Regions from separate parts of the Homo sapiens genome. Here region 1 is linked to region 2. Evidence: chromatin contacts called from ENCODE Hi-C or POLR2A ChIA-PET data. All regions are on one chromosome and are shown on one strand. The core of a region is the stretch at or near the end of the contact, and the rest is flanking DNA. Distances in the headings are between cores, read along the strand shown.

The links. Hi-C counts contacts between places; a loop is a spot of excess contacts on that map. ChIA-PET counts read pairs that join two places held with the same protein, here RNA polymerase II (POLR2A). Pooled maps may share reads with other maps.
Region 1: a loop to region 2 is called in a map of endothelial cell of umbilical vein, with 6 times the contacts of the local background. The contact joins two enhancer-like sites. A Hi-C loop is called at or near these places in 4 of 168 maps with a recorded cell type or tissue (Caco-2, endothelial cell of hepatic sinusoid, endothelial cell of umbilical vein and 1 more) and 4 of 50 pooled maps. POLR2A ChIA-PET finds 5 or more read pairs at or near these places in 3 of 52 experiments (Caco-2, MCF 10A and endothelial cell of umbilical vein).

Annotation. Positions count from the first base shown.
Region 1 is chr12:105,483,930-105,487,522 of GRCh38, forward strand. No RefSeq gene overlaps it. Among named protein-coding and RNA genes, the nearest start is that of C12orf75, 160 kb to the left of the region's middle. Within about 2 kb of position 1,907, at least 6 of the 41 ENCODE cell types and tissues checked have a DNase peak (open chromatin) inside an H3K27ac peak, as active enhancers do; they include endothelial cell of umbilical vein, where a contact is called at or near this core.
Region 2 is chr12:105,432,677-105,436,109 of GRCh38, forward strand. The region is part of intron 2 of LOC105369956 (a long non-coding RNA gene); the gene reads right to left. All of the region lies in intron 2 of LOC105369955 (a long non-coding RNA gene), which reads left to right. Among named protein-coding and RNA genes, the nearest start is that of C12orf75, 100 kb to the left of the region's middle. Within about 2 kb of position 1,280, at least 2 of the 41 ENCODE cell types and tissues checked have a DNase peak (open chromatin) inside an H3K27ac peak, as active enhancers do; they include endothelial cell of umbilical vein, where a contact is called at or near this core.

The DNA.
Region 1 (3,593 bases), core at 657-3,156, 52 kb after region 2:
AACCCTCTGAGATGAAAAGGGGTAGGGAAAGAACAGGAAGGAACTAACAGGAACTGTGGGAGTTCAGAATGAGGGATTATTTCTAGCTGCAGGAGGGACCCATAGAAGTCTCCTGAGAAAGTGGCATTGAGATGGGCTTTTAAAGAAAGGTGAGAGAGCAGAGAACAGTATTCCAGGTGGAGGCCACATCGTAGGCAAAGTCACAGAGATGTGAAAGCGTGGGTGTGTCTATGGGACTAGGGGAGGTGATCAATGGGGCTGGAGTATAGGCTGCCTGCAGGACAGTGTGGGAGGCCAGACTGAAAACAACCACAGGGCTCAGAGAGCAGCATCATTTCATTAGGATCATCATCTTCATTCCCCTCTTTAAAAACACACTTCCAGACCACTTGCTCTATGCCAGGCACTTGGCTAGGTATGGGAGACACAAAAGATATCATGTACAGTTCCTGCCTTGAGGGCATTTACAACCCATCAAGGAGAACTGCCACACACACACCAACCTTAAACGAAATGCGTAGAAGTTACTTGGAAAGTTTGCACTTCCATTTAACGTGTGCATGTTCAGAAGAATGGAGGCCTGCAAGAGTTCCCTTTTCACATGTACTTGGAGCTTTCCCTTGAAGGGCCCTCTAATTAAGTCTTTGGGGAGGCAGTGCAGCACAGTGGTTGCAACCACAGTCTCTGGAGTCCGAAGGCCTGGGTTGAAATTTGGGCTGCAGCACTGACGACCTACAACTCCCTGGTGGAGTCTTTAGTTCTCTATCCTTGGTGATATGGTTTGGCTGTGTCCCCACCCAAATCTCATCTTGAATTATAATTCCCATAATTCCCTTGTGTTGTGGAGCGACCCAGTGGGAGATAATTGAATCATGGGGACGATTTCTCCCATACTGTTCTCATGGTAGTGAATAAGTCTCATGAAATCTGATGGTTTTATAAGCAGAAACCCCTTTCACTTGGCTCTCTCTCTTTGCCTGCTGCCATCCACATAAGACGTGACTTGCTCCTCCTTGCCTTCTGTCATGATTGTGAGGCCTCCCCAGCCATGTGGACCTGTAAGTCCATTAAACCTGTTTTTCTTCCCAGTCTGGGGTACGTCTTTATCAGCAGTGTGAAAACAGACTAATACACTTGGTTACCTTGTCTATAAAATAACGATCCAAAGGCAACCTGGTTGATTGGGTTGTCATATCAGCTAAGACAATGCAGAAAAATAGTACCATGCATGATACCCAATTAACCCAATAGCAAATAAGTAAGCACGATGCTGCTGGCTGTGGCTTGCATACTGTAGCTGAGCCGAAGTAGAGTCTCTGAGCAAGGAGGGCACCATGGAACATGTTCTTCTGGGAGTCCCGCTCAGAAAGCAAAGCTGGGTGAGTGTGCAAGGTCGTTGTGGTGCTGCCAAGTCATTGTGGAGCCTCGCTAGCATATCTTGGCTTAAAGGAGTAGGGATTTCTTAATAAATCAGGTGTTTCTTGTAGACACTCCCCACCCCCAGCAGTGCTGGAATGTGCAGAGGATGTTTTGAATGTGTCACCACTGATAGTTACATGCCGTCCTGTTGCAGTGCGTTTCCAGGAGCTAAACCAAGGCCAGGGTCAGGGAGCCCAGCTTTGTGGCAGCGGATGATACATTCCTCTGAAATACACCAACTCCTTGAGAGCTTCCTTCAATTATACTGCCCCGCGTGAGTTTGCACACCCTCACACACAATTGGCTTTCCTCTCTTAGGAGTTTGGGATATTTCAAGGCTTGCTAATCAGCTGTGTTTATTAGATAGCCTTTGTTTTCCCCTTCTAAGACAGGAAGCTCATTAGAAACAAGCACAAACTATCAACTTTCAACCCAGAGTTGAAAATGTTCCCTGAGAATTGGGGATATTTTTCAAGGGAGTCATATTCAGAGGCACAGCCCAACTCACGGTAGCTAAGCTGACAAGTAGGCTCTAGGTAATCCACATTCCAAGGATTTTGAGGTTCCCATGAGATGAATGCTTTCCCTCCATGATTATACCTTGCAGCTAGAAATATAAGGAAAAGCTGGGGCAAACTATAATACAGCAGGTAGTGACAATGGCCCTGGAGCCAGATGAAATGGGCTCATGTTCTGGCTTAGCCATTTACTAATTATGTGACCTTGGGCAAGTCACTGACCTTCAAATTCCTCATCCTTAAATAGGGGTAGGCCGGGAGGGTGACTCACGTCTGTAATCTCAGCACTTTGGGATCCTGAGGTGGGTGGATTGCTTGAGCACAGAAGTTAGAGACCAGCCTGGGCAACATAATGAGACCCCGTCTCTATAAAAAATTTTTTTAAAATCAGCTGGGTGTGTGATGGTGTGCACCTGTGGTCCCAGCTACTTAGGGGTCTGAGTCAGGAGGATTGCTTGAGCCTGGGAGTTTGAGACTGCTATGAACTATGATTGAGCCACTATACTTCAGCCTGGGTGACAGAGTGAGACCCTGTCTGAAAAAAAAACAAGGGTGGTACTACCCACTTCATAGGATTATTGTGAGCTTTACGTGAAGGCCTTACGTGATTGTTAGTTATTATTATTTATAGTAGCTTTCATTTATTCATTCATTCCTTTACTCAACTGATACTGATTTGGTACTTTCTATGTGCCAGGTGTTGTGTTTGGTGTAGGAACTATGTAATAAAATGAGTTCTTGTCCCTGCTCTTGAAGAGGTCACCACTCAATGAGAGAGACAACATGTACACAGGTTTTATGAAGCAGTGTGAACAATGCATGCAACAGGCTTTGGGAGCACAGTGGAGGGACACCTAGCTCTAGTTGATGGTGGTTGTGGTAGTGATAGCCCAAGTGTACCACGATGGAAGTAATAATGATGGTGATGATGAGGATGTTGGTCATGCTGGTAATGGTTTGCTTGTAAGGATGGTAGTAATGATGGGGACTATGAGATGGTGGTGATGGTTGTGGTAGTAATGATTCCAGCATGATGTCATAATGATGACAGAGACATTTAGATTGGTGATAGTGGTGGCCATGATGGTGGTGACAGTGGTGATGGTTTACCATGAGGATGGTAGTGAAGATGGCATTGCTGCTGATAGTGGTGATGGTGGCCATACAATGGTAATCAAGATGTCAGTAACAGGATTGTAGTCAAGATGGTAGTAAACAATACAGTGGTGATGGTGATGGTGAGGGTGGCAATGGTGGTATTAATGTTTTGAGAAAGGATGGTACTAGAGATGGTACAGATGATGGTGACAGTGTGATGGTGGCAGTGGTAGCAATGACTGTGATAGGATAGCAGTAATGGTGTAATGGCAGTGATCATGGTGAGAGCAGGTAGAAGTGGCAGTGATTTGCCCTGAGGATGCTAGTAAAGATGGTAGTGATGACCATGTGGAGGTGGTGGTGGTGGCATGATGTGAGAAGACAGCTGTTCTCTTCCTACCCTTCCCAAGATTATGATTAAGAAAATCCCAAACATGATATTATTTCATCTGTAAATGTAAACTATATCTTTAAATTTAAATTTTCTAACTTTGTTGCTAGTGTGTAGACATGAAAATGGTTTTTGAAAATTGACATAAGATCTAGTAACCTTGTAAA
Region 2 (3,433 bases), core at 30-2,529:
TGCTGTGGGTGAGTCAATGAGTGAGTGGTGAGTGAATGTGAAGGCCTAGGACATTACTGTAGACCACTGTAGACTTAATAAACACTGTACACTTAGGCTACACTAAATTTTTATAAAAATATTTTATTTCTTCAATAATAAATTAACCTTAGCTTACTGCCACTTTTTAATTTATAAACATTTAAATTTTTTTTTTTTTTGAGATGGAGTCTTGCTCTGTTACCCAGGCTGGAGTGCAGTGGTGCAATGTCAGCTCACTGCAAGCTCCGCCTCCTGGGTTCACGCCATTCTCCTGCCTCATCCTCCCGAGTAGCTGGGACTACAGGCGCCCACCACCACGCCTGACTGATTTTTTGTATTTTTAGTAGAGATGGGGTTTCACCACATTAGCCAGGATGGTCTCGATCTCCTGACCTCGTGATCTGCCCGCTGTTTTAAAAACTTTTTGACTGTCATAATAACACAGCTTAAAATGCAAAAACACTGTACAGCTGCACAAGACTATTTTCTTTATATCCTCATTCAATAAATTTTTTTCTATTTTTAATTTTTTTTAACTTTTAAAACTTTTTTTTTTTATTAACAACTAAGACATAGGTACAAACATTAGACCAGGCCTGCACAGGGTCAGAATCATCAAGACATCACTAAGCAATAGATACTTTTCAGTCCCCTTATAATCTCATGGGACCACTGTTGTATTTGTGGTCCATTGTTGACCAAAACAGTGTTATGTGTTGTATTGTGAGAGTAGGTTTGTTATTGTCTTAGTCCTTTTTCTGCTGCAATAACAAAATATCAGACTGGGTAATTTATAAAGAAAAGAGATTTATTTGGCTTATCATTCTGGAGCTTGGGAAGTCCAAGATTGAGGGGTTGCATCTGGTGACGGCCTTCTTGCTGCATCAAAACATGGCAGAAGACATTACATGGCAAGAGAACAAATGTGTGTGAGAGACAAATGGGGGTCAAAGCTCATCCTTTTACCAGGAACCCACTCCCATGCGAACTAACCCACTTTCGCGATAACTGCATTGATTTATTCATGGGCTACTCACCTCTTAAAAGTCCCACCTCTCAATACTGTTATAATGGAAATTAAATTTCAACATGGGTTTTGGAGGGGACACTCAATCCATGGCATTTCCACTCCTGATCCCCCAAAATTCATACCCTTCTCACATACAAAATACATGCATTCTATCCCAAAGGTCCCAAAAGTCTTAACTCATTTCAGCAACAACTCAAGAGTCTCATCTAAATCAGATATAGGTGAGACTCAAGACATGATTCATTCTGAGTCAAATTTCCTCCAGTTGTGAGCCTGTGAACTAAAAGCATGTTGTCTACTTTCAAAATACAATGGTGGGACAGTCATAGGAAAGACATTCCCATTCCATTCCAAAAGGGGGAAATAGGCAAGAAAAGGGGTAACTGAACCCAAGTAAGTCCAAAACCTAACAGAAAACAACATTTTCCCTGGAGAATGTTGGGTAATCATACCCTTTGACTTTGTATTCTACATCCTGGGCACACTGGGGTGGGGGTTTAGCCCACAAGGCCTCAGGCAGCCCTGTCCCCATGGCTTTGCTAGGCTCAGCTCATATTTGAGCTCTCTTTGGTTGGGGTCTTGTGCCTGCAGCTTTCTTAGGCAAGCATTGCATGCTGGTAGTGCTACAGTTCTGGGGTCTCTGAGGTGGTTTTGCTCCCATGGCTCCACTGGGCATTGCCTTAGTGAGGACTCTCTGTGGTGACTTTGACACCATATTTCTGCTTGGCATTGCTCTGGTAGGAGCTCTCTGCTGTAGCTGTGCCCAAGTGACAAGCCTCTACCTAGTCCCCAGGCTGTTTACAAAATCATTCGAAATCTAGATGGAGGCCACCATGGCTTCGTAGCTAATCCACTCTGGATATCTACAGAATTAGCACCATGAGGATGACACCAGGATTTAATCCTTGAGCCCTCTAGGGCTGTGGCTTGAGACATACAAAGGCCCACTTGAACCATGGCTGGGGTGGCTGAGGGATGCTGAGGGAAGCAGAGTCCTGAGGCAGCCCTGGATAATGAGCCCATGGAGGATGCCCTGGGCTTTTTCCCTGAAACCATTCTTCCTTCCTAGAGCTTTGCCTGTGATGGGAAGTGTAGCCTCAAAAATGTTTGAAATGTCTTTGGGGTCTTTCTTCCATTGTCTTGATGAATAGTAGTACCTGGCTCCTTTCTAGCCATTTTAATCTCTTGAGCAAACAGTCTCTTGGCCACACCCTTATTTTTCTTTCCCTGACATGCTTTTTTACTCTTTACATGGCCAGGCTTTGAATGTTCTGAATCTTTTTGTTCTGCCTCTTTTTTTTTTTGAGATGGAGTCTTGCTCTGTTGCCCAGGCTGGAGTGCAGTGGCACGATCTCGGCTCACTGCAACCTCTGCCTCCTGGGTTCAAGTGATTCTTTTGCCTCAGGCTCCTGAGTAGCTGGGACTACAGGTGTGCGCCACCACGCCCGGCTAATTTTTGTATTTTTAGTAGAGATGGGATTTCACCTTATTGGCCAGGCTGGTCTCAAACTCCTGACTTTGTGATCCACTTGCCTCAGCCTCCCAAAGTGCTGGGATTACAGGGGTGAGCCACCGTGCTCAGCTGCCTCTATTTTAATTATAAAGTTCATCTTTAAGTTATTTCTCTCCTTTCACGTCTCACTGTATATGGTTAAAAGTAGCCATGCAGCAGCCTGGCAGCCTGAATGCTTTGCTGCATAGATATTTCTTCCACTAGATATTCTAGTTGATCTCTCTTAAGTTCTGCATTTTGTAAAGACCTAGAACATGGACACAATTTGGCCAAGTTATTTGCAACTGCATAGCAAGGATGGCCTTTACTTCAGTTTCCAATATGTTGTTCCTCATTTCTGTCTGATACCTCATCAGAATGGCCTTTACCATTTGTATTTCTATCAACATTTTGGTCATGACCACTTAAGTAATCTCTAAGACATTACAGAATTTTTTTGGTCTTCTTCTCTTCTTAGCCCTCACTGAAATTGTCCTTAACACTTTATTCATAGCAATCTAGGCTTTTTCTAGCCTGCTCCTCCAAATTCTCCCGGCTTCTACACATTACCCAGTTCCAAAGCTGCTTCTGCATTTTCAGGTATTTGTTATAGTAACAGCTCCACTTCTCTGTACCAATTTTCTGTCTTAATTTGTTTTCTCCTACTATAACAGAATACCTAAGACTAGGTAGTTTATAAAGAACAGAGATGTATTGCTTACAGGTCTGGAGGGTGGGAAGTGTAAGGTGGAGGGTCTCATATCTTGCAAGGGTGGTCATGCTGCATCATCCCATGATAGAAGGCAGAAGGGCAAGAGAGCATGAGAGAGAGGAGGGAGAGAGGGAAAGAGAGAGAGAGACAGAGAGAAAAAACAACAGAGAGCTGAACT